2 separate regions of the Homo sapiens genome follow, and region 2 is linked to region 1. A link is an interaction called in ENCODE POLR2A ChIA-PET data of the cell type or tissue named here. Cell type or tissue: PC-9. All regions are shown on one strand. Links, peaks and the distances in the headings refer to the core of each region. The heading gives the core; the rest is flanking DNA.

Region 1 (16,480 bases), core at 4,588-8,587:
TGGGTAGATGCACGGATGGATAGATCCATCCCTCTGACACTAAGAGAGTAATTTGTTCATAATGGGCTTAGTTAACACGGAAGGAAGGAAGGCAGGATCCAAGGCAGTTCTTGTCCCTAGGGGAGCACAGAGGAGCTGGGGAAGGGAGAAGGCACTGAAGAGCAAAGATTCAGGCCTGGAAACCAGAGGGCTGAGTGTAGCCTTCGTCACCCCATTTGTTTGATTTTCAGTTTTCCTCTGTGTAAGAAGAGGATGACGATAACAGGGCCTGCCTCGCAGGGGTAAGCAGATGAGTGTAAGAGAACGCCCTGTAGAAGTTTACAGTGTGAATAGACCAAGGGCCTTAAATTCAGGCAGTGATGAGGTCTGAGGTCCTGGCTCTACCACATGTGGTCCAGTGAACCTTAAGGACATTTCTTGAACCCCCCTAAACGTAAACTACAAAATCAGGAGAGGAAGTTGCTCCTTGGCAGGGCACTGTGAATATGAAGAGATTCCGTGTGCCGAAGCTCACACTGTGGCTGCTGGTGCTTGGTGGTAACAGCCACTGTCGCTGCGGAGCTCACCATGTGTCACAGAGCTGCACATGGAGAGATGGCTCCAGCCAGTACACAGGGCTGCAGAGAAGGCCTGGTGGGGAAAGGCTCTCTGGAAAGCCGCAGGGGTAGGGAGAGCGGGGGTGGAGCGGGGAGACTGGGGAGGTCAAGGAGCGCTCCTTGGAGGAGGCGGGAGTGTTCATAAGGAAAACCCACCCCTGCCCAGCTGACATCCAGAAAAAGGAGGGGGAGGAGGGGAGACATTGGCAAGGTGAGAAGAAGAGAAATATTTTTGAAACACAAAAAATGACAGTTCTTGGGGAGATGCCAATATTTGCCACTGGTGGATGTGCTCCCCCAGGAAGGGGGTAGGACTTGGCCCCTGGAGACAGCCGCCAACACAAACAGAGGGAGGAGCAGGCTTCGCTGTGAACACAGGCCTGGAGCAAGGCCAGGTTTCAAGGGACCCTCGGGGACTCTGCACCCAAGCAGCTCGGAGCAGGCAGGGAGAGCCTGGGCAGCCAGGGGTCCTGCGTTCTTCTGGGCCTCATGGGCCTCTTGCTCCTGCTCGGGCCTGAAATGATTTACTGCCCTTGGCCACCATGTGCCTGGCTCCACACTGCACTGTGCTTATGCTGTGTGGGGAGGGGCCCGGCCCTCTCAGAGACATGGCCACCTCAGCTCTCTCCCAAAGCTGCCAGGGTTTGGCCAGAGCCTGCCCCCCTTCCCCTTCCCTGCCCATGGCAGGGGCCTGACAGAGGGTGGCAGACTCAGGAGTGGCTGGTGCCCCGGGTGCTCTTTTCCGTGGATGTGAACTTGGAAAGCTTTTGCCAGCTCTCACAGGAGATGAAAGCTGGGTGTGAGGGCAGTGGTGCTAAGCAAAATGGTGATGAGGAGAGGGGACACAGGGACTTTCTGTGGTAGACACAGGACAGCGGAAGAGGAAGGGTGCTAAGGAAGGAGGGGAAGAGGAAAAGGACAAGGTTGCGGAGCGGGGAGATCCATCCACACCCAAAACAACCTCCACAGGGCCCCAGTGTTGGTCCCCACAAATCTTACATTAAATCCCATTCTTTTTAAAACTGTATGGACTTTTTTTAGGCTTTTATATTTTGAAATATAATACATAGAGAGAAACTTGCATAAAAATAAACATAAAGCTTAACAAATTACTTAGTAAGCCAATTTCCAGGCCAGCTCAAGAGCTGGGAGATGGCACTCCCAAAGCCCCCTCGGCAGCTCCCCTTCCCCAGGCTGACCGGAAGTCCTGGCTTTTCTTTATACTCTTATGCAGCCAACAAGGCATGCAACTGGAAACAGCACAGTTCAGCCTTGCCACCTCCTTTAGCTTTACATAAATGGAATCATAACTTCATGTTTTTTTGAGTTTAGCTGCTTTCACTTAATGTAAGTTTCGAGGTTAAATCCTGTTTCGCGTGTGGCTGAGATGGTTCCTTCTGGTGCTGTAGATGACTCCATTGTGTGACCACACTACAATGGCCATGTCCATTCCATTCCATTCCATCTATTCCATGGTGAATGTGCCTTTGGGTTGTTCCCAGGTGGTGATGATTATGAATAACCCTTCCTGTGCTACCACAGTTTCCAAGAAGATGTCTGATTTTTACCATCCAATAAACAACTTGAACATGGGGAAACCAGAGAAGTCGGAGTCCTACTGAGGGGACCATTCCTGGGCCTCTCAGAGAATGGAGGTTCAGGGTCATTTAACTTTCTGGGCCAAGAGATCAACAAAGACTTTTTGAGCATCTGGAAAGTCTGAAAGAACGGCACGCCCAGTAGGCAGGGCCACAGGAGCATAGCGCCTCAGGCTCTGGGTCATGGAGGGCTTCCAGTCTTTGGGATGGGCTAAGGAGGAGGATTCGTTCAGAGTCAGTTGGAAATTATTTAATTCAGTCCTTTTTATGAAAGTGCCTCCAAACACTTGAGTCTCCTGGCTTCCTTGTCTCCCCCGGCCAGGCAGGCACCAGGACCTCTTCTATCCCTGTCTAAAGGAGCACCTGGCCCACACCTGTCTGGACATTGAAACCCAGTGTCCACACCTGGAGAGCAATGGGGGCTAGTACATACGTATACCAGACAGGTTACCGCACAACTTATTTTTGACTTCGTATGTCAAGAACATCTTTCTGGGTGAATACGTAGAGCTGAAACTCATAATCTGTAGAATGGATAGAACATAGATTTCCAACCTATTAATGCACATACAAGTTGCTTTAGTTTTTTGCAAATAGTGATGTAATAAACACCCATGGACATATGTTCTTATATTCAACAGTTTTTAACACAGGTCAGCTCATGTCGCTGACTCCCTTAAGACAAAACACAAACTCCTTGTCCTTGGTGTTCAAGCCTGCGTGACCTGAGCCTGCTGCCTGCTCTGAGCTCACTGTGTAACACCCTTTCTATGCTCATTAGGCACCAGCTACGCTGGCCGTTTTGCAAGTCCTCAAAACTCACCAAGTCCAATCTTGCCTTGAGGCTGCTGCGTGGCTGGCTGTTCCCTCTATGAGAATGCTCTTCCCTGATTCTTAGAGACTGCTTTCTCCTTAGTTGGAGCTCAGGTTTGAAATGTCACCTCTTGGGAGAGGTCTTCTTGCCCATCTGAGTTTAAGTGACCGTCCTCGCTCTCTTCTGTTCTCTAAGTTATCTGCACAGCCTGGTGTGGGTTGAGTTGTGTCCTCTAAAAAGACATTGAAGTCCCTGGTCCCTGTGAATGTGGCGTTATTTGGAGATAGGGTCTTTACAGATGTAGTCAAGTTAAGATGAGGTCATACTGAACTTGAATGAATCCTAGTCAAATTACTAGTGTCCTTATAAGACGAGGTAAATTTGGACAAAAAGACACACAGAGAAAAGAATGTAATGTGACAACAGAGATTGGAGTGACGTGTCTACAAGCCAAAGGACACCAAGGATTGCCAGCAACTTGCAGAAGCTAGGAGAGGCATGGAACAGACTGCCCTGGAGCTCCCAACAGGAAGCACACTGTCAACACCTTGGTTCCAGACTGCCAACCTCCAGAGCTATAAGGAACACGTTTCTGTTCTTTTAAGTCACCCAGTTTGTGATCATTCATTACAGCAGCCCTAGGAGCAGAATTCACAGCCCTAATCCCAATGCAGCTATTTCTAGTTTCTTTCTTTCATTGTTGACTTGTGGTCTGCCTCTCGCATGAGACCGTAAGCTCTGTGTGAGCAGGGCCTTGTCTGATCTGTCCATGGCCACACCTTCAGTGCCTGATGCAAGGACACTTGTTGAATGAAGTGACAATGTGTTATTTCTGAAGAAAATAGATTCCTATAAGTGGGGTTGCTAAGTCAGAATGTCAGTGCATCTTACTTTGGATAAATTATCAGATTCCTTTCCCCAAAATGTTGCTGTTGCACTCTGACCAGGCATGAGAATGCTCGTTCCCACATCCCTATCAGCCCCAGACAGCGTTAATTAACCTTTTAAATTCTAGCCACCAGGAGGTTGAGCATGAGATCCGCATTGCTATTCCCAACTTCTGTTTTCCTGACTATTGGGAAAGGTGATCATCTTTTCACAGATTTATGTGCTATTTGTACCTTTCTTGTGAATTCCTTTTCCATAATCTTTGTTCTTTTTCTGTTGGGATGGTGTGACAGACAGAACAATGGCCCACCTAAATCATCCACATCCTAATCCCTGGAAGTGGTGACTATGTCACCTTGCATGGCCAAGGGGAAGTAAGGGAGCAGGTGGAAGTGAAGTTGCTAATCAGGTGACCTTGAGATGGGGATTTTTATCCTGGATGCTTGGGGTGGACCCGATGTGATTGCAAGCATCCTTATAAATGGAGAGAGGGAACTAGAAAGAACTAGAGAGAAGGCAGCGTGGGCCTCACCTGACCTTGCTGGCTTTGAAGATAGAAGGAGAGGCCAAGAGCCAGGGAGTACAGGTGGTCTCTAGAAGCTGGAGAAGGCAAGGAAGTGGATTCCCCCAGAGCTTCCAGGAAAAACACAGCCCTGTAGAAACCTTGATTTTCTAGCCCAGTGGGACCCCTTTTGGAATTCTGACCTTCAGAACTACAGACAAATTTGTGTTGTGTTAAGCCACTAGGTTGTAATAAGTTGTTAGAGTAGCAGTAGGAAATTGGCACAATAAGTCTGGATTTTCTTATCAATTTTCAGAAGTCTGTTCCATATTAGGGATGTTAACTGTTCGTTTTCTTACATCCACGCTACCCTCACCTTCTGGTACTGGAATTATTGGCTTGTAATCTCCTCCCTCCTTGAGCCCTCAAGCATAGGGTCCATGTTTTATCTTTGTATTTCTAGTGAATCAGCATGGACGTGTCCCATGAAAGAGGAAACACATAAACTATGGGAATATCCCTGCAGCCTGTCATCTCGCCAACTGCATCCTCCCCATCTCGGCTCTCCACGAACACTGAGCCTTCAGACAATTGGAAAACATGGGTATCATCCCATCACTCAGCCCTGTTCCCAGCTTTAGCTTAGAGGAAAGGCTGATCATAGATGCGGCTCTGAGGACAGACACAGGTAGAGTGAGATGGTTTCTGAGTCCCTGAGTACGCCGCATGCCACAGACCACAGCAAGACATTTGCCCATGAGGATGAGATTGGAGTTGCTGTGACTTGACTCTATAATTCAGCAGAATTGGAGTGGCCCGAAGACAGGGACCAGGACAAAGATGAAGACAGCACGAGACGGAAGCCAGACCGGAAAGACGACACCACATAGGGCCAGATACCCTACTCCAGGGCAGCTTTGGAGAGAAGAAAAGCCTAGGTTGGCTGAGAATAGAGGTCTACCACTTAGAGCACTTGGGGCCTAAACATAAATGGAGTTGACTTATTTTTAAAAAGTCACATCTCTTGCGTGCCTGAGATTTGCTTCCACTTCAGACAATTGGAAAGAAATCGGACCAAGGAAAGAGCCCAGTGGTATCAATTCTGTCCTGGAAATGGTCAGGAAGGCCAGCTTCCCTGCAGAGGCGGCCCTGGGGAGGAGCAGCACCCCAGTGGGGTCAAAGCAGGCAGGGCAGGGCCCAAACATCCACAGTCAAAATCTCTCCTTTCCAGGCACTGGCTCTAGGGTCAGACCCAGGCAGTGGAGTGACGTGTGCACGGGCAGCCACAGCCCGACCTTTCCTGCACACATCTGCTTCACAGGTGATGGTGAGGATTGAGTAAGACTGGGGCTGAGAAGGGGCTTTGGGGACCACGAACACCCCACACTCACACTCACAACAGGGGCCTGCATCTACCCAGCATCCTGGCAGCTTCAGTCAAACCAAGCACACTCAGAGCCCAAATGTGGAGAGAGAAGTGGAACGTAGCTAAGTCCATGACCTAAACTCGGTCAGATCTACTCCAGCAGGTATTTGGGCCTCCTCAGAATCTAGTGACTCTTGGTTAACAGACAGTCATAACTTGCTGCATGTCTTGTTTTCTGGTCTTTCACTTACTGAAAGTTCCAGATTAGAAGTGAGGGGCCAGGCACCGCATGACCACTAGCTGCCTGATGCTTAAGAAAGAGAAGAAATTCCACTAGAAAGCACTTGAGCTCAGTTTAGAAACCATGGACAGTGCACCTACTATGAGCTGGGTGTGCTCCAGGTGGCAAGGCTTTGGCAATGAGAAAGCCAAGGAGGGGTACAGGGCCCAGCGGGAGCCGGAAGAAGTGGGAGGACACTTGGCCTAATCATGAGAAAGCTTTCTTGGAGGAGATGACCCCTGAGCTCAGCCAGGAAGGGTGCATGAGACTGGCCAGATGCTGGAGTGCAAGCAGGTCAAGCAGGGGAATGGTATGGGTGAACGCACAGAGGTGTGACTTAGCACACTTGGGCACGTGATGTACAAGGATAAACATCCTCACATGTTTCCACAGCCCCAGGAGCCTCACCATCCAGGCTGATGACCCCAAGCCAAAAGAGGTGGCCATGTCCAATATGCTCTTTGTGCAGGAAGAAAATTTGTTTGTTCAGACCAAATGAAGGCTTTGACTTATGGAACCCAGAGTACACTGCGTGGGCCGTCTCTTCCCCTCTTGGCATCGGCTGGTAAGAAGCGTAGGAATAAATTTAGCCCTTGACATGAAAGAATGTTTAAGCTTCCTGAAAAATGATCTGTTTTCCTCCTTTTCTTTTTCCTTCTTTATACACCTTTTTAAGATTTTATTGTGTGTATGTTTTTGATAAAAATAAAATCTTAAAAAGGTGTAGAAAGTGTCAGCTAGTTTTACTGAGTGTGTTAAGAAATATTAGTCACCTCCTGTGGAGGCTCATGAACTAAGTCATTATTTTAAAAGCTAGTAAAATAAAATGACAGAATCAAACATTTACCCTGTTTTTCCTATACGACCTGTATCACAATGTAGCCAAATAGATGAGAAGTGTCTTTTTAGAGAAGTATTCTGGATAGGAAATGAAAGCCGAATGATGGAGCATCACCCTCTAGTGAATTAATGAATCTAAGCTCTGATCAATAACTGCTAATATCACAAAATGAAAAACAATCACCCCCAATATGTCTCTTATGGAAGAATATAAGATCCCCTATGATAAAGATCTGCCAAAAAGAGACACCAACGCTGAAACTGATCAAGACTGCACTACAAGACTACGGCAGGTGCAGAGGACAGAGGGAGATGTTAGCCAAGTTCATGGAGACACAATTAGAAATATCCAGCAAAAGGCCGGGCGCGGTGGCTCACGCCTGTAATCCCAGCACTTTGGGAGGCCGAGGCGGGTGGATCACAAGGTCAGGAGATTGAGACCATTCTGGCTAACATGGTGAAACCCCGTCTCTACTAAAAATACAAAAAATTAGTCGGGCATGGTGGCAGACGCCTGTAGTCCCAGCTACTCTGGAGGCTGAAGCAGGAGAATGGCGTGAACCCCGGAGGTGGAGTTTGCAGTGAGCCGAGATCGTGCCACTGCACTCCAGCCTGGGTGACAGAGCAAGACTCCGTCTCAAAAAAAAAAAAAAAAAAAATCCAGCAAAAGCTGTAGGTCAGATGGCCTGTTTCAACAAACAAATAGCTGGCACAGAAGTGGAGAGGGATGCACAAAAGTGAGAATGAGAACTAGAAAGAGAGAGAAAGATCCTTATTTGGATCCTGATTCTTTTTTTTTTTTTTTTTTTTTGAGACGGAGTCTTGCTTTGTCTCCCAGGCTGGAGTGCAGTGGCGCAATCTTGGCTCACTGCAACCTCTGCCTCCCAGGTTCAAGCAATTCTCCTGCCTCAGCCTCCCGAGTAGCTGGGATTACAGGCATGTGCCACCACGCCCAGCTAATTTTTGTATTTTTAGTAGAGACGGGGTTTCACCATGTTGGCCAAGTTGGTCTTGAACTCCTGACCTCAGGTGATCCGCCTGCTCAGTTTCCCAAAGTGCTGGAATTACAGGCATGAGCCACTGCGCCTGGCCCCTGATTTAAGTTCTAACAAACTTTTTAAAAAGGAACATGCATTCAAAAATTGAAATTTTGAACTGACTGGATATTTGACATGAGAGAATTAATATTTTAAAATGTATGCATGATAAAAAAAGAACATACAGACACGACTTAAAGGGTTGACTAGATTTACTGGATTTGCTAAGAAAAGAAGCTTTTCCCAGACCTCTTCCACTACCCTCTCCCTTTCCTTTTTCACTACGTGCTATCATGCCAACCCTTTTAGCTATTTATCTCTCCATCTCTACAAAAAACATGTGAGTATTGCTACTTCCTGATGCTTTCATTCTAGGCATTATCCATTGACCCCAACTCTGGGAGACAAGAAGATGTGAGTTTAGCTCTCCTCATCCCTACATCGCCACCCTTTGTTCCCACCACACACACTTGCCTCTCCCTCAAACTCCCAGCAGAGATTCGTGGGACATTGGTTGGATAAAGATTCACTGTCTATGGTGTTACGGCGATTTGTTCAGAACTGAGCTATATAATAAACTACATTTGCTTTTCCTTCCTGCACATCCCCCCTGCTGCCACCCCAAGAGTTAATAATTATCTTGTTTTGTTTCTTTTCTATGTACTGATCACTAATTCAATACCAAACTCTCCATTGTCTAGCTATCTTTGCATTTGTTCTTTCCCATCAGGTATTCTGTCAATTTTGTCAGCATGGAGAAGACCCTCCCCAAGCCTTCTGACCTGCTGGGTACAAAGCTTCATCCTGCTATCTCTCTTCTCCATAATCTTGGGAAAATCTCTCAGTCCCTCTTCTGGGGAAATCCCTCAGTCTCTCTCCTGGGCTGGCTCTTCTGTTTCTTGGTTTACTCCCTTGTTTTGGTGGAGGTGGTCCTCAAGTAGCTTTCTTAAGAAGGGTGTTACAGAGGTAACATTTTTGAGACCTTGCATGTCTTAAAATACCTTTATTATATTTTCACACTTGGTTGATGCTTTAGGCTGGCTATAGAATTCTCAGTTGGTATAGTATAGGCAGCCTCCAAAATGGCCCCAGTGATTCCTACCTTCTGGTATTCACTCCTTGTGTAATAGTCCCCGGCGCTATTGGTCTGTGACTAACAGGACATGGCAGAAGTGGTGGAATGTCACTCCCGAGATTAGATTATAAAAGACTGTCTTGGGCTCTCTTGATCTGCTGGATCACTCCCTCTGGGGGAGGCCACATCTGGAGCAGCCCATGGAGAGGTCAATGTGCAAGGACCTGAAGCCTCCTGCCAACAAGCACATGGGTGAGCTTGGAAGCAAAATGCTCAGCCCTACTGATCCCTGAGATGACTGCAACTCTGTCACACAGCTTGACTGCAACCGCATGGGAGACCCTGAGCCAGAACAGCCTGGCTAAGCTGCTGGTGAATTCCTGACGCTCAGAAATTGTGAGATAACAAATGTGTGTTGTTTTAAGCTATTAAATTTCAGAGCAATTTGTTATGCAGCAATAGACAATGAATCTAGTTGGAAATCCTTTTCCTTCGTAGTTTTGAAAGCTTTACTCTAAGGCCCTCTAGCTTTCTGGGGCTGCTACTCAGAAAGCCAAAACAATTCTGATTTCTGAATTTTTGCACATGACCTTCTCCATCCCAGGTGTTCAAAAAGTGCCCATTGGTTTGCCTTGTTGGGTCTGCATTTTCCATTTCCATTGTGCTGGGGCCCTGATGGGCCTGTCTTTCAGTTTGGGGGAATTTTCTTGAATCGGTTTGTTGACAATTCTCTACCCTCTATTTTCTCTATTGTCTCTTCCTAAAATTCCTTATTATTCACATTTTGGATTCCCTGGATGAGTTCTCACTTTCTTACTCACCATTTGATTTTTCTCTCCTTTCCATTTATGTGGTTTTTTACCTTGCTTTCTGGGTAATATCTTTATCTTCCCATCTTGTTATAAGATTTGTATTTCATTTTCTGTTCTGTATGTTCTGTATTCCCCCTTTTTGTTCTTGCTTTTGCAGAGTGTTTCCTTTTGGTAGTATCTTGTGCTTATGTTATGGATGTAGTGTCTTCCCTTAGGAATCTAAAGATGTGAATACTATTGGTTTTGGTGGCTTTTTCTGGTTTGTTTGTTTCTTTAAAAGTTTTCTTCTTTCTGCATAGTCTGCTCTTTCAGGTTGTTTTCATTTGTTTATTTTCTTTGATCTATTTCTTTTATGTTAGAATTGTCCTCATAGGTCTGGTAATCTTAGTGTATGTGTTTCTATTTGAGAATGGAACACTGGAAAATTGACAGGAAGCTCTTACCCTCCATTGGGTTGGATTTGTTCCCTGAGTTTCACCTGGGGTGATATGGGTGGGCCTTTGGCACTTGTTCCAGCCACCCACCACTGTGGAACAAACCACTCTAAAACTCAGTGGCTTAAAACGACATTTGTGTTGCTCACGAATCTGCAAACTGGACAGGGCTTTGTGGGGACAGCTCATCTCTGCTCCATTCAGCAGCAGCTGGGGAGCCTGAAGACAGGTGGATGAAGTTCTGGCTCACTTGCCTGGTGTCTGGGCTTTGCATGGCTGGAGGCTTTTGGGCTTCTCTCTGTCCCTATGAGCTCTCTCCACATGGTTTCTCCAGCACGGGGGTTTCGGGGCAGGTGGATCTCTAACATGCTGACTCAGGGCTCCCAAAGTGCATGTCCCAGAGAAAAAAAAAAAAAACCTGGGCAGAGGCCATGTCAATGTTTATGATTGAGTATTGAAAGTCACACTATTTCTTTCCTCAAAGCAGTCACAGAGGCCCACACAGTTTCACAGGAAGGAGAATAGACCCTACCATTAATGGAGGAGTGTCAAAACTCTGGAAAAGCTAGTGGGACTGGAAATGTTGTTACAGTCATTTTTGATACAAACTATCACAATACTTGAGTATAACATATTCTGGAAAAATCATGGTATTCGTTTCCTATTGCTGCCATAACAAATAATCACAAGTTTAATGCTTATAAAAACACACACTTATTACCTCACAGCTCTGAAGGTCAGAAGGCCAAAATCCAGAGGTGAGCAGGGCCAGGCTACTTCTGGGGGTGTTGGGGAGCATCTGTCTCCTTGCTTTTTCCTACTTCTACGGATCTCCTGTACTCCTTGGCCTTCCTCTGTCTCCAAAGCACGTCACTCCAACCTCTGCCCCTGTTGTCACACCTCCTTCCTCTGATGCTGGCCCTCTCACCTCTCTCTAGTAAGAATCCTCCTGATGACATAGAGGCCAGCTGGGTCACCTGGGATAACCTCTTACTCTGCAAAGTCCCTTTGCCATGTAAGGTGACATGTTCACAGGTTCTGCGGAGTAGGACGTGGGCATCATTGATGGGGCCATTGTTCCGTCTACCACATTCACGGACGTGGAGCAGCTCATTCCCTAGTGACTCTGCAGCTCCTAAATGGGTGATTCGGGTGAGTCCTGAGGGGCTACTCCAGTGGCCCTAAAGACCCTTCACCCTTATCCCTGGGGTCCCCACCCGCCTCTTACCCTCAGCCCTGAAGCTTCTTGCACAGTGTCCAGCCTGCACTGCGGTCTGCAGAAGCTCCTAACTGGCGTTGGCTCTAAGGGCCCTTCTTCTCTCACATAAGCCCACCCTCTGCTCCCAGAATTCTGAGCAAGTACAGCTCCAAGTTCCCTCAGGGGCCTTGCCTAATCCAGAGATGCTGTCAGGCACCGTGGAAAGATTCCGTTCACACATCTGGTGGGGACCTGGGCCCGATGCTGCCCCTCTTTGGGCTTCAGTTTCCATGCCTTCAACCTGGGAAGTTGGACAGAAGTTGAGAGGGGTGACCAAGGAAGGGTCATGCATCCTTACACGAGAGATAAGCCTAGTCCTAGCCATGGCCATTTCTCACCCGCTCAGTAGTGACAATTATAGCAGTGTTTGCTTCCAATTTTTTAGACACAAAAAATTACAGGTACATTCGAAGTCCCTGTGAATCCCTACTCAGTTCCTTTCCCCTCCCTAAACTTAACCCCACCGCCCCTGGGGGAACCACCATCTCAACTTTGGTGTGTCCAGGGTTTTATTCTTTCTACATAGGTGTGTGACCATAAATAATAGATACGATTGTTCTGTGTTTTAAAAGATTACATACATAAGCCAAAGCCATGTACACATTCAATGCAATCCCTATCAAAATTTCAATAGCTTCTTCACAGAAAAAGAAAAGTGGGTCCTTAAATTCCTATAGAACTGCAAGGAGCCTCAGTCAAAACAATCTTTAAAAAATGGTTGAGGGACTCACACTTCCTGACTTCTAAACTTACTGCAAAGCTACAGTAATTAAAATGCTATAGTGGGCCCGGCGTGGTGGCTCACACCTGCAATCTCAGCACTTTGGGAGGCTGAGGCGGGCTGATCATGAGGTCAGGAATTCGAGACCGGCCTGACCAACATGGTGAAACCCCGTCTCTATTAAAAATACAAAAATTAGCTGGGTGTGGTGGCAGGTGCCTGTAATCCCAGCTACTTGGGAGGCTGAGGCAGGAGAATCACTTGAACCCGGGAGGCGGAGGTTCCAATGAGCCAAGATTGCGCCATTGCACTCCAGCCTGGGTGACAGAGTGAGACTCTGTCTGAAAAACAAATTTTTTAATAAAAAATAAAAAAACAAATAAAATGCTATAGTGTTGGCACAAGGACAATCATATATGGAAAAACACTGTTAAAAATGAAAGTAGAATAGAGAGCTCAGAAATAAACCCTTACTTATATGGTCAATTGATTTCCTTCTTTTTTTTTTTTTTTGACAAGTTCTCACTCCGTTGCCCAGGCTGGCATGCAGTGGTGCGATCATAGCCCACTGCAGCCTTGAACTCCTGGGCTCAAGCAATCCTCCTACCTCAGCCTCCTGAGTATCTGAGTCTACAGGCAAAGGCCACCACATCCAGCTACTATTTTTACTTTTTATAGAGATGAGCCTCTCTATGTTGCCCAGGCTGGTCTTGAAATCCTGGCTTCAAGCAATCCTCCTGCCTTAGCTTCTCAAAATGCTGGGATTACAGGCTTGAGCCCACACCCGGCCTGGTCAATTGATTTTTGACAAGGATGCTGAGACCACACAATGGGGAAAAGAACAGCCTTTCAACAAATGATATTGGGAAAACTAGATATCGACATGCAAAAGAATGAAGTTGCACCTTTACCTTATGCAATGTGCAATGTTAACTCAAAATGGATCAAAATCTAAACTTAAGAACTAAAACTATAATACCATTAAGGGGAAAGCTTCATGACATTGGATTTGGTAATAATCTCATGTATATGGCACCAAAAGTACCAGCAACAAAAGAAAAATTAGGTAAATTAGACTTCATCAATGTTTAGTCTTAGGGTTTTTTTGGTTGGTGTTTTTTTTTTTTGTTTTTTTTTTTTTTTTGAGACAGGGTTTTGCTCTGTTACCCAGGCTGTAGTGCAGTGGTGTGACCATGGCTCACTGCAGCCTCTACCTCCGGCGCTCAAGCAATCCTCCTGTCTCAGCCTCCTGAGTAACTCGGATTACAGTCTTGCACCACCATGCCCAGCTAATTATTTTTTTGGAGAGATGGGGTAGCATTATGTTGCTCAAAGTGGTCTCAAACTTTTGAGCTTATGCAATCCTCCTGCCTTGGCCTCCCAAAATGCTGGGGTTACAAGCATGAGCCACTGAGCCCAGCCCAGTCTTAGTTCTTTAACTTGCAGAATTATAGATTTTTTTTTGGTAATGATAACTTCTTTTTATCTCTTAATATCTACATGATCTTCTTCATTGCTGATATTGGTAATGTGTTGTCTCTTTTCTTGTTTTTGGGTTTATCAAGTTTATTATCTTTTCAATAATCCACTCTTTGCTTTGCTAAACTTTTCTGTTCTGTATCTGCTTTATATTTCATTAATTTTTGTTCTTATTTTTATTTCCTTCTGTCTTCTTTCCTTGGGTTTACGTTGTTATTTTTCTAGCTCCTTGAGCTAGAAATGTAGATGCTGGTTTTAAACTGTTTTCTCCTATAATGTATGCATTTAAAACTACAAATTTCTAATCTCTGCTTTTGCTGTTTATCTCAGGTATTTGTATATAGCATTTTTATTTGCATTCAGTTCAAAATATTTTCTAATTTTCTGTTCGATTTCTTTCTTGACTGCAAGTTATTTAGAAGTATTCTGCTTAACGCACAAACATTTGGGGTTTCTAATAATCTTTCTTTTGTTCATTTCTTGTTTATTTCCACTTTGGTCAGAGATCATCCCTGCGTGATTTCATCTTTTGAACTTTGTTAAGACTTGCTTTACAGTCCAACACATGTTCTATTTTGGTAAATATGCACTTGAAAAGATTGTGTGTTCTCTAGTTGCTGGGTGTAGTGTTCCATATAAATGTCTGTAAAGCCAAGTTGATTAATTCTGTTGTTCATTTTTTTATATACTTATTGACCTTTTATCTGATTTTCCTATCAGTTGCTCAAAGAGATTTGTTAAAATCTCCAACTATGATTACAGATTCGCCTATTTCTCTTTCTTCTATTTTCTACTTCATTTGTTTTGAAGCTCTCTTACTAGGTACATACAAGTTTCTGATTGTTATGTCTTCCTGTTGAATTAACTCTTTTATCATTAGGAAATGTCATGTTTCAACTCCATTACTACTTCTGGCACGAAGTCTACTTTGCTATTATTTCAGCCACACCTTTCATCTGGTTAGTATTTGCACGACACAACTTTTGCCATCTTTTGACTGTTTATCTTTCTATGTTTTTATATTTAAAGTGTGTCTTAGCCCGGGCCTGGTGGCACGTGACTGTAGTCCCAGCTACTTAGGAGGCTGAGATGGGAGGATGGCTTGACCCCAGCCAGGAGTTCAAGACCAGCCTGGGCAACACAGTAAGACCCCATCTCTACTGAAAAAAAAAAATTAGCTGGGCATGGTGGCATGTGCCTGTAGTTCCAGCTACTCAAGAGGCATTTGCATTTGGAGTGTTTCCTTTTGTTTCCTGTAGTGTGGGTCTGCCAGTGATAAGTTCTCTCAGCTTTTGTTAGTAAGAAAATGTCTTTACTTTGCCTTTGTTTTTTAAATTTTAGCCTTTTTACATTTTTGAAACAATCATAAAGTTATAGAAAAGTACAAAGTTGAATATGAAGAATTTTTTTTGCCTGAACCATTTGAGAGTATTTTGCCAGCCTGATGCCTCATCACCCTGAATGCTGTAGCATATATTTTCTTTAAATATTCTCTGGCAAACCAAGGTACAACCTTAAACATCAGGAAATTAACAATGATGCATTACTATCTTAGCTGACATCCTGTTTAAGACGTGCCAATTGTTCCAATGACGTCTTTAGAAAAGGAATCATGCTTTGCAATCATTCGGCACGAGTCACCATGTCTTTCTAGTTTCCTTCAGTTTGGAACAGCTTCTTGATCTTTCCTGGGCTTTCCTGACCTTGATAGTTTTGAAGATTACAGGCTAGATACTTCACCGAATTGCCCTCAATTTGCATTTCTCTCATAATCTGATCTGCAGCATTATATTCAGGGGACGGGTCTTCAGCAGACCTATCAAGGAAGGGGGGCTGCATTCTTCTCATTGCATCCTAGCGGGTGTTGCATAGCAATTTGTCCCATCCTTGGTGATGTTTACTTTGATCATTTGATTAAAATGTGGTCTGCCAGTCTTCTCTAATATAATGTTATTCTTTCCCCCTTTGTGTAAGTCTGTTGTGGAGAGGCCTTTTTTTGTTGTTTGTTTTTGAGATGGAGTCTTGCTCTGTTGCCCAGGCTGGAGTGCAGTGGCATGATCTTGGCTCACTGCAACCTCTGTCTCCTGGGTTCAAGCAATTCTCCTGCCTCAGCCTCCTAAGTAGCTGGGATTACAGGCATGTGCCACCACACCCGGCTTATTTTTGTTAGTAGAGATGGGGTTTCACCTTGTTGGTCAGGCTAGTTTCGAACTCCTGACCTCGTGATCTGCCTGCCTTAGCCTCCCAAAGTGCTGGGATTACAGGCGTGAGCCACCGTGCCCCAGTCGAGGTGCTTTTAAACTATGTTTAAAGTCCTGCTCTTCACTGAACTTTATTTCTTATTTATTTTTTGAGAGAGAGTTTCTCTCTGTTGCCCAGGCTGGAGTGCAGTGGTATGATCTCAGCTCACTGCAACCTCTGCCTCCTGGGTTCCAGCCATTCTCCTGCCTCAGCATCCCAAGTAGGTGGGATTACAGGTGCCCAACGCCATGCCTGGCTAATTTTGTATTTTTAGTAGAGATGGGGTTTCACCATGTTGGCCAGGCTGGCCTCGAACTCCTGGCCTCAAATAATCCTCCTGCCTCGGCCTCCCAAAGTGCTGGGATTAGAGGCGTGAGCCACCATGTCCAACCTATTTTCTTTATAGTTGTATAAGCTCATGTTTTCCTGTTTTATTGAAAGGGTTATAATCTGGCCGGGTGTGGTGGCTCACGCTTGTAATCCCAGCACTTTGGGAGGCCGAGGCGGGAGGATAACGAGGTCAGGAGATAGAGACTACC
Region 2 (16,480 bases), core at 5,956-9,955, 90 kb before region 1:
TGGGCGAGGGGGCACGGAGCCCGCAACTGAAGGGCACTTTTCTGTGCCAGGCCTGTGATCTCAGCAACTACTCAAAACAAGCCTATCAGGTTACACATCCATTTTACAGAGGAGGAAACGGAGGCTCAGCGAGGTGAAGCCACCTGACCCAGGGAGTAGTCAAAAGAACTGAGGAAATCTTTGCTTACTGCAAGGAAGGGCCTCCTGGGACCATGGCATTTGTCTGAGCCTCTGGGACCAGGCCCTGGGGGCTCCGAGCCACTATCCCAGCCCTGCCAATCTTCCTGTCACCAGAATCCAGACCCTTCTCACAGGGCTCTCAGTTCTGCAAGCCCCCTGTTTCCAGTTAGTGAGAGACTCCCTTTATCAGCCTTGGCAAGGAGCCCTTCAGTCTGCCAAGCCCACCCCTGGGCCCTGGCAGGGTCTCTGGCAGGAATGGCTGGAGGGGCTTCCCTTTCTGTCTTCCATGCCGTCTGGGGACCTTCCCACCTCCTCCCCTTTGTCCTTGCTGTCTGCCGTCTGCCACCCCCTCTGCCCATCCCTCCTGTCCTGCCCAGGTGCCGCCTCTGCACAAGGCCTTCCCTGACTGTGCGCTCAGGGCTCTCCTCTTCTCTCTGGCCTTAGTGCCTGGTGACTGCACAGGATGGAGAGCTCAGCTCTGGCCTCTGCGGTTTTGCCCTCATTTCTGATCTCTCTCATCTGGCCACCTCCCCAGGAGATCTCAGGAAGATACCCTGCCAGGGCACCTTGAGAAGTCAGATGGTGCCATGGGCTCTTCCTCGCCTCCCAGCACCTGCCCAAAGCATCAGCCGGTGAGGACCTTAGCGCCCCAGTGCCCTCAGCTTCAGCAGCTGAAGGAGGCTGCTGGGCCTGGAGGGGAGCAGAGCTGGGCCAGCCAAGGGTGCGCATTGTGTGGCTATGCAGCCTGGGTGTGTCACCGCCTGGTACGCCCAGATGTAAGATGAGTGGGCTGACCCAATTCCTTTAATTCCATCCCTTTAGGAGACTGAGGTTCAGTCTCCACACTGTGCTCATTAAGGCAGGAAGGAGGGAGCTGCTCATGGCCCACAGTGGCCTATCATTTGGAGTTATTGAGCACAGACTGTGCCTGAGTTAGCCACAGAGCCCTGAAGGTGCTCCCGCCCCCCGGTGTCCTCATGAAACCTTGAGTTTCACTCATCACGGTGCTGCTATTGCAGATACTCTACTGGGCGGATGCCACCTGCCTGCTGCTTGCAGGATCGTAAATGGGCAGTGCCCAAGCAACAGAGCAGGTAAGCAAGGGAGGACATCCCCCGATTCCTCAATGGAGGAATCACCCCTTTCCCAGGGACACTGCAGATCTGGCTTAACTGGCCCTGGCGGAAGAGGACCTGGGATCCTTGATTCATTCACAATGTATCAACAATGCACCACATCTGTTGTGTTTGCTATTGCTTCTATTGCTTCCACTGCACCTGTTACCATCAGTATTAGTTCCCATGGGGCTACTGCAATGGTCACTGGATGGGAATCTGGAGACCTGGGTTCTAGGCTAGCCTCTGTGTGTCCTGAATTATTCACGTCACCTTTCTGTTGTGTTTGTCAGCACCCTCTCTGTTATAAAGAACAAAATCCCCAATAACACATTTCAAAAAGAGAATTTGTTGGTCACATAATTGAAAGCTCCCATAGTCTTGTGGGCTTGAGGTACAGGTTGACCCAGTGATTTTCGGAAGCATCAGGCTCTGGTGCTATTCTGCCATTCCTTTTGTCCTTCCTCCTGCAGTATACTGGGCTTTCTCCCTAGGCGCAGGCCCTTCAGGAGATCAGAAATACCTGCAACAATCCCAGGCCACATCTTCTCACATCCCTGATCCTGAGGAAGAGAGGGCCTGACTCCTCTCACTCCTGGCAGAAAGGATGCCCGTTGGGCTAGCTTAGGTCTCAGGCTGGTCCCCAAATCAATCACCATGACCAGAGGAACAGAACGTGGGGGTTGGCTTAGCTAGAATCAGAAGCCCACCTCTAAGACGAGGTGAAGTGGACTTTCCCAGGCCACATGGAGCAGTTAGGGAAGGCGAAGGTGGTTACGGATGGAGAGGATGCAACACAATTTACTTTGTTTGATTTTGGACAAATCAGTTACTCTTCCTGTCTCTACTTTTTCATTTACAAAATGAGAGCATTTGTCCAAAGTCCGTTTTCTTTATTTTTAAAAAGTATTTCACCTACCAAAATCAAAAGGATCCAAAGTCCCTTCTAAAGCTAATATTCTGAGACTGCCCGTCATCTTCATCTTCCGTGCTGAACCACTGAGACCACAGCAAGGGCCATAGCTTGCCTCATGCTGTCCATGAAGAAAGGGTTTCCTGGGCAAAATACTGAGACCAGGTCTTCACCAGCAAACAAGCATTGGTTGTGTTCTCGTTCTGTGCATGTGCACATGCTACTGCTGTGAAAAATCCTCGGAGGTATAAGGCCCAGTCCATGGAATTCGACAAACGTTGACTGGGTACCTACTGTGCACAGTGCAAATTAAACATAACAGTGACATGGTCCAGTTGGGAGATCTCCAGTTGCAAAGTCCATTGGTGCCTCCCAACAGTCCTGCGAGGTGGACAGATGACAAGAGAATAAGACAAAAGAGAGAGAGGCAAGAATGGCTCACGGTTGGTACGGCCATGACTGTTCTACGTGTTCAGGGGCAAGGCCGTGGCTCCAGGCTTAAGTGATTATGAAGGGGGAGTCACTTGAATGCACTTTGAAGGCAGGGCTGGCTACATTATTTGTGAGGCCCAGTGCAACGGGAAAACATGAATCCCTACTCAAAAAGCAGGAAAAAGTGCCTCTCAAGGTACTAACATATAAAGCTTTTTTCTTTCTTTTGTGGTTTCTCTCTCAACTTGTGATGTTTGTTTTGTTTGTTTGCTATTTAATGTTACTCTAGGTAAATAAAAGTAAAAACTAAATTATTAGTAAAGTTAAACTATTAGAATACATTTTACTCTTTATCTTTATAGTATACAATGGCAGTTTTAAATGCAAATATAAAAACATTTAACTCCTATGCAGAATCACTAAAATTACACACTTTGTATTTCAAAGCATATACAGCATATGTGTTTTGTTCTCACCAGAACAGTGGAAACAGTAGAATACTAACTCGACTGTTTTTATTTCACTTCTTATTATGCACACATTCTACCAACGCTCTCCACCTCAGCTCGCTGATGAGGAAGGAAAGACGTCAAGGAAAAGGAACTGCGGGTGGCCCTGTCTTTCCCGGTCCTTCCTTGTCATCATTTCCAGCACAAGTGGTTGCTCACACGGGGAAGCGATGCAAGGAAGAGAGGATATGACAGGGCTCCTTCATCATGTGTGTTTCTCAGAATGCCACGGCCTTCTGTCTGCGCTAGGAGCAAGTTCTGGTTGGAATGGAAAGCGAGACCTTTCGCAGTTGCCAGCGCCCCCCGTGCTCAGCTGCAGGAGTAACTCACTTCTCTTGTACTCAGTGAATGTCGCTGAACTCTCCTGCATCGTGGGCTCCCTGGAGTTCTGTGCTCTGGGGCATCACAAACGCTGGAGGTGAATGCAGCAGCCAGGAACGGGTTTGTGCGGATCTCCTCTTCTCCTTTGCAGGCCCCAATATCCCATTGGATTTCACTCCCAAAACACAAGATAAAAGATAAAATTATCAAAGAGTTTCAAGATGGCAAGATCGGAGCAATCAACCGAGCTTGGGATCCTTCTGTGCATAGGGCCCTGTGAAACTGCTCAGGTCCTATGCCCGTGAGGCTGGCCCTGTCTGAAGGACTGGCAGGATGTGTGTGGGCAGAAAGAGAGGACAGAGGGCATCCCAGGCAAGAGGGGCTTCAGCAAAGACGCAGGGGTAGGAACATTCCTGGAACACTTAAAAGAGAGAGAGGGAAAGCCTGGTTAGGAATGGGGTCCCGTTGGTGAGCATGGGCCAGGAGAGAGGCTTACCATCTTGGAAACTTCCGTATCACTCCGCTGGGCCTGTGGACCCTGAACATGTGGCTCCCGTGCCTCCCCAGGCCTGAATCAGCTCTGCCTGAGGCTCCCCGCACTGTTTCCCCACTGGACCTTTCACGCATGGGTGTAATTATTTGTTAAATGAGGGCCAACTGCACTGGACCCCACGCTCGTTGAGAAAGGAGTAGATGCTGCTCTGTGTTTCTGAACCTCCCTTAGTGCCTGACATTATGGAAGGAAGAAAGAAGAGCTCACTCCTCAGGAGTTACACTTTTTTAGCATGGGATTCAAGTAGCTGATTCCTTAAGCTACCAGCAATTTCATCTTGAAAAATGACCTAATTCTCTAGTTTCCCATTAATTTAGACTGGCTTTCTCTTTGATAGAACAAAAGAGAGCCGCACCTCGTCAGAAGAGTGACTGCAGATGCACGAAATGAGTGGGCCTTTCTGCCTATGGGTGACATCATCTTAAAGCTTTAGAAAAGTCACAGACGTGGCCGGGTGCGGTGGCTCACACCTGTCATCCCAGCACTTTGGGAGGCCGAGGCAGATGGATCACGAGGTCAGGAGTTCGAGACCAACCTGGCCAACATAGTGAAACCCCATCTCTACTAAAAATACAAAAATTAACTGGGCGTGGTGGCGCATGCCTGGAGTCCCAGCTACTCAGAAGGCTGAGGCAGGAGAATCACTTGAACCCAGGAAGCAGAGGTTGCAGTAAGCCAAGATCCTGCCACTGCACTTCAGCCCGGTTACCGAGCAAGACTCCATCTCAAAAAAAAAAAAAAAAAAAAAGAAAAGTCACAGACGTTATGCTCCTTCGGTAGTGGTAGTGTAAGCGATGAGATCTGGCAAGGGCAAAGAGGATGACTGGATGGATTATAATAAGGCAGATAAATGTGGAAGATAAGACCCCAGACCCTAGCGTCTTTCCAGCTCTGAAATGCCTTCGTTCTCAGTGAGGCTGGTTGAACAACTATGTTGTTGATTCAGGTTGGTTTCACATACCTCTGAGAGGAGAAGAAAGAAATATTTCTGGGCTGTTTGGTGAATGCGTTTCATGGATAGAGAGAGGGCAAAGAGGGACAACCTTTACAGATTATATATTGGCTTAAGTCTACTCACCACCAAGCAATTGGCTAAAGATGTCAAGTTTTCCTGGTTCGGTTTTCAAAGTTACATTGCAGAACAAACATTTAAATTCCTGGTGGATTGTCTCCCGGTTTCCCTCCAGATGTTTGGTGTGGTGTAGATATCACAGTAAATAAATGTGTTTAAAAGTCTAATAAATTAGGCTAGAGGGTGTGTGGGGGAGGGGGGTGCTATTTTGCTGTGGCCCTGGGACAAAGACACAGTGGGGATCAAGAGGTTCCTTGCACCTTCGGCTTGGTAGGTATGGCGGGGAGTGCTGTCAGCAGGCTCGGGAGCAGTGAGGTGGTGTGGTGAGGAATGCACCGGAGAGGCTGACACTGCCCGAGCTGTCAGAATTCACATTGCCGGAAATGCAGGAATGAGTGGAGAGGGGGCTGCGGGGGTGTGTGTACGTGGGAATGTGCAGAAAGACAGTGCGTGTCCTCGTTGGCGGCGGCCGTGGCTGGGCTGGAACTGAACAGGGCGGGAGGCAGGGCCCAATCCTGGAATCCACTTGTCAATCCCTGGCTCCAGATGTCTGCACTGGGGGATTGGGGCTGCCTGGATGGGGAAACTGACAAGCTGTGGTTACGTCACCGTCCAAAGGCCTGATTGACTCATGCCGCCCACTAGATGCCTTTTATGACTTGTGGCGCTGGGGCCAAACGAATTTGCACGGTCATGTGTTACTGAGCAGTTGAGGGGGAAAAAAGTCGCTTTTGGTGGTTTTAACTGTGAGATTAAACATTCTTCAGGAGGACAGCAGAAAAACAGGCTGGGAGATTAAACGAAACAAACCCAGCTGTGTTTGGGGAGTTGAACGCTTCTCTTCCAGTCTCCTACTCTCAGAACAAGATCAGGTGAGGCGCAAGACATCTTCTCTGGGAAGGTCCCTCTCTGCTGGGGAGGCAGAAGCTGCAATAAAAATGACACACACTGATGAAGGTTGGGACCTGGGGAATGTGCCCATCTGCCGCGGGAGCTGCCTCTGTTGTGCTGCCGTCTAGCTGTTTCCCAGGGTCATTTGCCAGCTTTGATATCCCAGAGGGAGTTATTTAAGTTGCCACCTTTGAGACAGGTGAACTGTCGCCTCATTTATGACTGACTGAGCCCCAAGCTAAGGTGCCTGTCGATCAGGATCACTTTTTCATACACCCAGGGCCTGTGGCTGAGCATAAGTGTGTCAAACACCTGTAGGCCAGAGCTGACTGCCCGAGGGAGATGCTGATCGGGCAGGCCTGGGCTTCATGAGTTTAGCCTGCCTTCTGGTAGCTAGAACCTGCCACTCTGCAGCTGGGAAAACTGAGGCCCAGAAGGAATCAGGCCTTACTCTAAGAACCACTACATAATGGGCGATCCAGACTTTGGACCTGGAAGCAAAACTGACACTGCCCTACTCACTAGCCATGCGACAATTGGTTAATCCTTCTAAGTCCATTTTCCCATCTGTTAAACGGGGGTGATGATGATACTAGCATCTTCTTGGGGCTTTCCTGTGAAAGTTCAATAAAGATTCATATGTAATGGGTGATTTTCTGAGAAAAATTCGCATCTTAGCCTTTTTACTGTTAATGAATTGTTCTCTGGGGCAGCTGGGCATCTGAGTCCCATGCTCCAGCCCCTAACAGCCTGTGGGTTTAAGGGCTTTAGGGTTTTGGGACCCAAAAAGGATAATTCAACCATGGAATCCCAAAAAGACAAGAAATGGAGGCTTTGGTATACCAAATGAGAGAGAGAGAGAGAGACAGAGAATATGTGTAGCTCAGCTCTATGGGGCTGATGAGGAAGGAGGACAGAGATATAACAGGATGGGCCATGGGACCTGGGACTTCCAAATCCATAGCCACTCAAGTGGCCCAACCTATGGTGGAAAAGACCACCTTGGTACCTGGGACTCATGAGTCCAACCAAGGAGGCCCCATAGCCTGCATGAGGTCCCTCTAGCTGGCTGGCTTCAAGGAAGTGTGGCCAACAGCAGGAGATGCCCTTCACAGCAGGGGCAAAGCTGAGCTGGGCAGGAGGCCAGGCTGGCAAACCTTACCCCAAAGATGCCTGCCAAACATGCCCAGAGAGGGGACACCACTGCCCACTATGCAGCAGAGCTTCCTAATATGCCTTAGGGCTTACGCAGGGAGGGAGGGAGCATCAGTGAATGACTGACATTGTCATGTTTGCCCAGCTGTATCAATGGGGAGAAGGTCTGGAAACAGATATAATGGATTAGATAAATCGATGTGACATTTCTTACATTCAAGCATCATGGATAAATTCACCTCAGAGTCTAGGACACACTAGCCTAGGTATGCCCTGCAAATGACTATTAATAAAGGACTGTTAAAAATGGACTGGCAACTGGGTGCAGTGGCTCATGCCTGTAATCCCAGCACTTTGGGAGGCTGAGGCAGATCACCTGAGGTCAAGAGTTCGAGACCAGCCTGGTGAACATGGCGAAACCCCGCCTCTACTAAAAATACAAAAATTAGCCAGGCGTGGTAGTGGGTGCCTGTAATCCCATCTGCTTGAGAGGCTGTGGCAGGAGCATCGCTTGAACCCGGGAGGTGGAGGTTGCAGTGAGCTGAGATCATGCCACTGCACTCCAGCCTAGGTGACAGAGTGAGACTCCATCTCAAAAAAAAAAACCAAAAAACAAACAACAAACAAACAAACAGAAATTGTAGTCATGCACAACCCTTAGGCTGCTTCTAGTTTCGGTTGATGAGTGTAGCTCCTGTCAAAGTTTGAAGTGAGCGAGGGCTAGCTTCTTCTCCAAACCTCACAACGACGTGAGAACGGAAGCAGTCTCTCCAAATTCTGCCACATGGAGACATTTAGAAAACAAGCATTCATTCACGAGGAGCCCCAAATGGCTGTATAAACTCCTGAGTGCCACTGGTGGAATCCGGGCCCTCTGCCCTTTGAGGAGCTCCTACTCACTTGCATGTGCTTATCTGCAACAAATACAATGTTCCTGGCAGGACTTCTTTGTCCCCACAGGCCTCTTACTCAACATTAGGCAAATGGAAGTCCTCCCAGGTGAAGGACTACACCCAGGACTGACAGGCATCAAGCTTCGGGCAGCAACGCCACAGGGCAGAGCCTCCAGGCCTCACTGGCTTCCTACACAGTTCTTGCAGCCCTGCGAAGTGTCTCTAAATCACACAGGCCTTGAGTACCTCGACTTTCACCAAATGGAAGCTTATTTCTCATGTCATCATGCTGCTTAACAGGCAACTATTTTTACCAAAAAGAAAACACACCCTCGAACACCCATTTCTGACATTCTCTATGATTGTTGGCCAAGTGTGGGGTGTCGATGGAGAAAACAGAAGTGGGTACAGTCATCATTCTGGTGTGGGGGCTTCCTCATGAGATTGCCACGCCCACCTGGCCTGGGACGTGTGGTCAGTGACTCGCAGCACCCACCTGTGGCTTAATTTTTTTTTTTTTTTTGAGACAGGATCTTGCTCTGTTGCCCAGACTGGAGTGCAATGGTGCAATCCTAGTTCACTGCAGTCTTGAACACCTGGGCTCAAGCCATCCTCCCACCTCAGCCTCCCAACTGGCTGGGACTACAAGCATGTGCCACCATGCCTGGCTGATTTTTAGATTTTTTTTTTAGAGACAGGGTCTTGCTATGTTGCCCAGGCTGGTCTCAAACTCCTGGGCTCAAGCAGTCCTCCCATCTCGGCTTCCCAAAGTGCCGGGATTGTAGGCGTGAACCACTGTGCCTGGACTGTGGCTTAACTTAAGTGGCATTCTCCAAGTATCACATTGGAGCAGGCCCTCCAAATGTGAGGCAGAAGTGGAACTAGAGCTCTGGGCCTGAGCTGGTGGTCCCTTAATTAAAATATAAAATAAGTTAGGAAACAATGCCAGGTTCCTTTTCTTTTGGTATCTTACTGCTCCCAATTAGCTTACGAGCTTCTTAGGAACAGGGCCAAGATTTTCAGCCACATAATGCTAGATGCATTGTATTTTCTCTTTCTTGAAATATTTATTAAGTGGCTCTTTGGATAGTGGAAAAGTTGGCTGAAAAGACATTTTGGGAAATGAAGGCCTCGATGGCCAGGTTCAAGAATCTGGATTGCATTCAGGGGAGCCAGGAAACCAATGAACCCTTTTGAGAAGGGAAGTGGCTTGATCAAAGGGATGCTCAACAAGGAGCACTTAGCTGACCAAGCAACCATCCAAGGGCACCCAAGTCCACGCACGAAGTCATGCTTCTCCCTGGCCGTGCTTCAGTCAAGCTGTTGATTAAGAACAGGGGCTACGGCATATCTATTGTATGCCAGGCACTCTGCTAGGAGTCTCAATTCCCAAGGCATCTGAGTGAACCATCCTCTTCCCATTTTCCAGAAGAGGAAGCCAAGGCTGAGAATGAGGAGTGACGTGCTCAGAATCACACAACAGGAAGGGTGGAGAATCTCTGCCTGGCACAAAGTGCTTCTTTCTATGTTCTGCCTCGACTTGTCCCCAACCCAAGGGATTCTGAGCTGCTCTGGAGGTATCTGGAATAAGAAGAGACAGATGCAGAGCAGGACAGTTCCAGCTCTTTCTTGGGAACAGCAGTACAGAATGCGAAATGCTTTCAAGCAATAAAACCCGTTATCTGTGCAGAAACCCATCTGTGCTAAGGAGAATTCCGCAGGGATTATTGTCCCCTGGAGACAGGAGAAGCCATTTGGTGGGCTAAAGCATCAAGACAAGACCTTGGCTGATTATAAGTCACATTAGACAATTACATTCTTAGCTCCTGGGAGTAATGATGGCTGGATTTGCTCTGATTTCTTCTTGTTGCAAAATAATGCCTGTTTAGGATATTTTGGCCTTCTGTGTAATAAACCTGTGTATTGGATTGAGTCGAAATATTTGGCACATTAAAAATTACTTTCAGTCAAGGTTTTTTAAAAGCCCCATTTTTCTGTCCACATTCTCCTTCATTCCAGAGACCCTAAATGTACTCTATGTGGAGACTGATTAGTCATCCCGGGTGTAGGACCAGCTCTGGGGCAAACAATTAGGGTTTTCATTTTACTCTTTCATACCCACCATGTTGTGAGTGGGGAAGAAAAGCAGGACTGAGGGATGTTATGGCTCAGGCTAGCTATGTGTGCCCTCTTTATCTCTGACCTTGGGAAGCCCACACACTGCAAAGAGGCCAGCAGGGATCTGGGGACAGGCAGACTTGGATTCTGATCTCTGCCCTGCCTCTTCCTAAACCTGTGACCTTGGGCAAGTTGCTCAACCTCTCTGAGGACTGATCTGTTTCTCTGTAAAACAGGGCAACTAATTGAATTCTTAGGGGATTAAACGAGGCAATGGATACAAAAGCATTGTGACTGTTCAGGAAATGTTAACATGTGGCTGGTAGTTGACAACTTCACTGTTGAGGAGTTCCCAGTCCCCAGCCACAGAGACAAGATTAGCAGAGATTATCTCTCATGGGGCAGAGGAGAATATGGGGGGAAATATGGGCTTTGGGGTCACCCAGACCTAACTTGTGCTCTCCTATCTCTTTGTCCTGAGCCGTTACAATAGCTCTCAGTGCCTCTCTTTTCTTATCTGCAAAATGGGCTTATCATAATACATGCCTGGCAAAATGTGTTAAGATAGCTCATGCCTGAGAGCCAGGTTTATATTAAGACTTTATTGGATGGCGACAAAACTGGTGCCCAGCAAGGGGGCCTGCCAGATAATTCATCAGGGTCCCAGGCATTATCCATGGACAGAATATATTCTCTCACACGCACTTGTCTGCATGGTTTTGAAATGTAAACAGAGGCTATTGCAATAAATGAAATAAATTCTTGCCAAGACACTAGTGAATTCATTTCCTCTCAGCCAATGGATTCTAAGAGGCCGAAAAGGAGAAGTGAAAATTTTGTTTTAGCACTACATAAGGCTTCTCGTACTTGCAGCCAAAGAGGTCAGAGATTTGGTCCCAAGACCAACTTAGAGTCATGTGTGACACTGGGATTCAGAGGCTAGTTGTGGGCCACAGGGAGGAAGCTGACCCCTGGGCTCACCCAGCCCACCCACTCACCAGCTCTCCTTTCCTTCCTGGGTCCCTTGGGGAGGAGAAGCCATCCACCTCATGGAAAGTGCTTTAGAGGCTCCTCTGTGGGTGCCCTACTCTGCACCCTTTGCGGGGACTCTCTGCTTCAGTTCGCAGGACAACCTTAATAGCTAACTGCAGAGAGGACTGAATGGTTAAGTAGCTCCTCCAAGGAAGCAGAGCCAAGTATCAGAGGCCGGTTTCCATCCAGGGATTGAGAGAAGAATCAGGAGCACATAGGCTGTGGCAGTAAAAAGCAGATCCCAAAGACAGTATAGGGCGGCTCGAAAGGGGCCTTCCTACATAGCCACCACCACGTGCTCCGGCGCTACCTCCAGGGGGCTGGGCGCAGCTGGAGGACACAGTTCGGCAGCTTGCTAGAAGCCTCCAGCTCTTCCTTTTCTGTATCCTTCAGGTGACTGTGGAAGGCTGGCCGTGCAGCCTGCCATCAGCCTGGCCTCAGCCGGGGAGGGGGACCTTTCTCCTGGAGGCCACAGAAACACTGAGGACCTCTCAGCTGAGAAGGTCAGATGGAGGTGCTGGATGATTGGAGGAGATCAAACTGATGAGGAAAACGCAAATGGCATCCTTCAGGAGCAAAAGCTGTCTCCTCTTTTACTTCACATGTCCACCCAGCAGCTCTATGAGTTCTGATTCAGCATTGCACTTACCACCCACCCTCCCCGCCTTTTACAGAAAAGGAAACTGAGGCTCCGAGGTTGCGGAGTTGCTTGCTCCAGCTGATGACAAAGGCAGGTAAAGCCAGGGCTAGAGTCCCTTCCCAGCCCTCCAAATGCCGTTAGCGCCATGATCCTACAGCCTCCTCAAAGTCCAGTCAGGCAAACTCTTGCCCTTGTTTCCATTAAACACATATCTTCATCTTTTTCGTACTTTTAATAATAGCAGGAAGTAAATCTGGCCATGTAATGTGAGAAAGGTAATAGTCCCAGGTCAGGAAATCCTGTTGCTTGGAGTCTCTTGGGAATGTTAACTTTCCCACTCTCACCCTACCGGGATCCTGACCTCCTGCACAGTTGGCTTCCTCAGGCAAAACTGGGCCAGAAATTCTGGGCCGTTGGCCAGAGTCAGACCTTCGTCCTCTGGTAGCGTCCGCTGGAAAAGAGGAGGCGAGAGTCACCAGGAGGCTGGCCCCACTCGCAGGCCCTGCCCTCTGCCGGTGGGTCCTATGGATGACACGAGGCCGCACTGGGCTGGAGAAGAAGAGAAGCTCCTGAGACACGCCCACTCTGCAGAGGGAGGCAACCGCACAGGTAATCCATCCTCTCTAGGCTTTTCTGTTCCCGTGCAGTAAGTGAAGTGAAGCAAGGTGAAGAAGTGAAGTGAGCATTCAGGACATGAATTGGCACGTGGTCGGTGCTAGAGGAGCTGGCAAGGTAGACTCTGGTCTCTTCTGTGGTGCTGAAGCTGGGGAAATAAGGAACAATCTCATCCACAGGCCAGGCCTCCGGCGTGCTCGGGAGCTACTGACGGAAACTCCTAGGGAACTTCCCTTGTGGAAAGAACGTAAGCTCCGCCCACTCGGGCAGCTGAGGCCATTGATTCGTTCACTCATTCGCTGGACTATTTCTCCAGCCCATGATCTTATTTTATAACAAGTACAACATTCATTCATTTTTACACATAATTACCTCACTTATTCCATGGAAGAACCCTGCAAGTTTGATGGTTGTAGCATGCAATTATCGATGGTTGCTCATGCAATTATTCATTCCTTCAACATGTAGCAATTGAGCTTCTTCAAATTGCCAGGCATGGGCAGGTGCCCAGAACACAGGCACAGTCCCAACCCTTGAGGAACCTACAGCCTGTTAGGAAGGCAGACCCTGATAAATAAACCATACAAGAAATTAGATCATTACAAGGCCAGGTGCAGTGACTCACGCCTATAATCCCAACATTTTGGAAGGCTGAGGCAGGAGGATTGCTTGAGCCCAGGAGTTCGAGATCAGCCTGGGCAACAGAGCAAGACCCTATCTCTAAAAAAAAAAAAAAAAAAATTAATTAGCCAGGCATGGTGGTGTGCCTGTAGTCCCAGCTAGACATGGTGGTGTGCCCGTAGTCCCAGCTACTAGGGGGGCTGAGGCGAGAGGGTCGCTTGAGCCAAGAAGTTTGAGGTTGTACTGAGACATTGTCCTATGAGACCCTATTCCTAAAAAAGAAAAAAGAAAGAAAATAGTTAATTACAGTGACAAGAAGTGCTTCAAGGGAGAGGTGCTTGGTGTTAAGTGAGCCCCTAACAGAGAGACCTGATGAAGTCTGGGGTCTGTGAACACCTTCTTGAAGAGGTGACCTGTGAGCTGGGGACTGGCAGGGGCTTTTTTCTCCAGTCTGGCACAGATCCCACCTGGGTCATTCATCCAGCATCAGTAAATTACATCACCCTCTGGCCCCTCTGGGTGCTGTGTTTGTGCTCCCACTTTATCATCCCATTGTGGCTGTCCTTTCTTTCGAGGTGCCAAACTTAGCTTGGATTTAGGGTTGTGGATGTGGTGTCTATCCTTGGAGGCAGATGTCTGTCTCCCAGACCATGATGTCTACTTTCTAAAAGTTCAGCACCTGGTTCTGATGCTCCACCAGGTTTGGGAATGTCTGCTGCAGAGATCTCAACCTCCTCTTCTCATATGAGTCCCCAGCAGAATGATAAGACACAGTTCCCATCCTCCAGGAACACGCAGCCCTGCAGGAAAGCAGTGTCATGGAACCATAATGTAACCTGATAAAGGTTTGCACAAGGTGCTAAAGAGGCACACAGGAGGATGCCCAACCCAGCCAAGGAATCAGAGAAGGACTCCTCCCTGGAGGAGGTGATGCCTGAGCTGAATCTGACAGAGTGAGAGGCAAAGAGAGGCAACATTCCAGGGAAAGACAGCAGTGGGTACAGAGACTCAGAAATGAAAGAGAGCAAGGTCCAGCCTAGGAACAAAAGGTAGTTCTGTGCAGCTGGAGAGTAAAGTGTAAAGGACACTTAACACAGCTGGGGGCATTCAGGAAGCCTTCCTGGAAGTGGTGCTCTATGAAATGAGACAATCCAAAGAGCCAATGGGAGCTAGCCAGGGGGAGTAGGGGAAGGATATCATAGACACTGAAGAAGGGAATTATATTAACTAATAATGCTGCAAAACAAACCACTCCAAAACTTAGTAACTTAAAGTGATGATAATCATTTATTATCTCTTTTAGTTTCTGTGGATCAGGATTTGGGGAACAATCTGGATAGTGGTTCTGGCTAGGGGTGTCTCAGAGTTACATTCACCTGTTGACTGGGCTTCCTGGGGCTGTGAGATGTGCTCACTCACAGGCCTGGCACACTGGTGCTGGCTGTTGGCGGGAGGCCTCAGTTCCTCATCCTGTCAGCCTCTCCACAGGGCTGCGCTCAGTGTTCTCACTGACAGGCAACCAGCTTCTGCTGGAGTGAGCGAGGCAAGAGACCAAGGAGAAAGCTGAAATGGCTTTTGTGACCCAGCCTCATAAGTCACAATTATTATTCCATTTGTCAGCTAGGTCAGTCCTGCTGCAACGTGAGAGGGGACCAGGGCCAGAACTAAGTGAGGCACTTGCTTGGGTGCAAAATTTAAAGGGGTAAAAAAAAGCCTCTGTGGTGAAAACAAGTAATATTTTGAAAAATAAAAATGAATGTGAAAACATCCATGGCGACAAAATACCAATCTTTTAAATAAAGACAGGACCCAGCACAGCTGGGATTTGGGTGGGGCGAGTGAGGTGGGACAGGCAGGTATGAGGCTGGACCCTACCCATGTGCATGCATTCCAGGAGGCAGGGGTCATTGCAGGCCATCCTGGAGACTGGCTGGTACAGGGACCAAGCTCTGGGAGGCACGGTCCTAGTTCAGAGCCTGTGAGTCTCCGACGCAGGTGGCCCAGGGGCAAGGAGGTGAGTGGCAGGGAAACCTGCTTCTCCATTGTGAGTCACCAATTGGAGAGGAAGAAATCCACGCACACCACAAACATAAATGGCAGCCTAATTTCCAGGGAATTCGGGTTGGATGTTGTATTCATTTCTTAGAGCTACTGTAACAAATTATCACCAACTAAGTGAATTAGAACAACAGAAATGTATTCTTTCATAGACTCTGGGGGGTGGAAGTCTGCAGTCAAGGTGTCAGCAAGGTTAATAATGCTGTAAAACAGCAATAATCACCATATTATCATTATATGATTATCATATTATTATATGATTACTATAATAATATAATAACATTATTACATCACTGTTATTATACTTCTGGGGCTTATGAAGACGAATCTGTTCCATGCCTCTCTCCTGGCTTCTGATGGCTGCAGGCAATCCCTGGGGTCCTTGGCTTGCAGACTCACCACTCCAACCTCTGCCTCTGTTGTCACAGAGTGTTCACCTCATGTGTTTGTGTCCAAATTTCTCTCATCTTATAAGGACACCGATCATTGGATTAGAACCCACTCACATCCAATGTGAACTCATATTAATTTGGTTACTTTGGCAAAGACCCTACATATCTTTGGGAGACGCAATTTAACCCACCACAGTAGTATAAGGTTATTCGAATGGTGGATTCACTACATCATTGGAATTGGAAGGAAGACAAATATTTAAAAATTCACATTTCATGCATCTGCTTTTTAAAGCATGAACAGGAAGCATAAAGTGCTTTTGAATAAAAGTGAAAAAGCAATAAAATATCTACTTCCACTCTGTTATGAGCTGTCTGGGGACAGTGACAGAGAATGCATGGATGAGGTGAAGGGGGATTCAGTCACCCAGAGACTGAGGCAGACAGTCAATCTCAGAGACACATCAAGCGAGAGGGGGAGACAGCAGCAAGGACCCTGAGGATGGGGCAGCCCCGAGGCCTCTAGGAGTCTGTCACCGGAGACTTCCAAAGCCCTGTTATGTTTTTGCAACAACAGGCACGCAGGAAGCGCTCTCCTTGGGGTGGAGGACATGGCAGGAATGGGACTGGCCTGATGGTTGGGGAGGCTCCTGGTCTGCACACTGTTGCTCAGAATTTATCAAGCATACTTTGATTGTCATCAAGAAAATGTCAATGTTGTGGTAAGTTGGAAGGGCTTGAAATGAATTTCAAGTTCAGTGATGGCAAATGGGTTTTCTCTCTGACACCCTGCCTCCACTGCCAGCTGTCCTGAAGCACTGTGGGGAGAAGACTCCAGGCTCAGAGATCTGTGATTGATTAGCTATGTCTGCCTCAGGTGCAGGAAGGAGAGTGGCCCCTTTGCATATCTGCTCTTCTAGATCAAGCACAAATATTGTCTTTTGAGGGTGAGAAAATCGAGACCAAGTAG

What was found. ChIA-PET counts read pairs that join two places held together with the same protein. Peaks named below come from ENCODE experiments on the same cell type or tissue, not always from the same donor. Only the 100,000 strongest peaks of a DNase experiment are listed, where the experiment ranks them.
Region 2: POLR2A ChIA-PET joins it to region 1 with 6 read pairs; 6 of 35 experiments call an interaction of 5 or more read pairs at or near these places.

Annotation. Positions count from the first base shown.
Region 1 is chr2:120,632,369-120,648,848 of GRCh38, forward strand. No RefSeq gene overlaps it. Among named protein-coding and RNA genes, the nearest start is that of GLI2, 95 kb to the right of the region's middle. In PC-9, for the core only: no CTCF peak of the experiment used is centred there; no DNase peak of the experiment used is centred there.
Region 2 is chr2:120,540,738-120,557,217 of GRCh38, forward strand. It overlaps LOC105373585 (a long non-coding RNA gene), which reads right to left and starts at 13,910. Exons shown (of 4, transcript XR_001739681.3): 1 at 13,740-13,910; 2 at 12,812-13,332; 3 at 11,151-12,587; 4 at 3,139-6,022. RefSeq lists enhancers at 2,774-3,973, 11,126-11,275 and a silencer at 12,290-12,419. In PC-9, for the core only: no CTCF peak of the experiment used is centred there; DNase peaks (open chromatin) are centred at 8,114 and 8,474.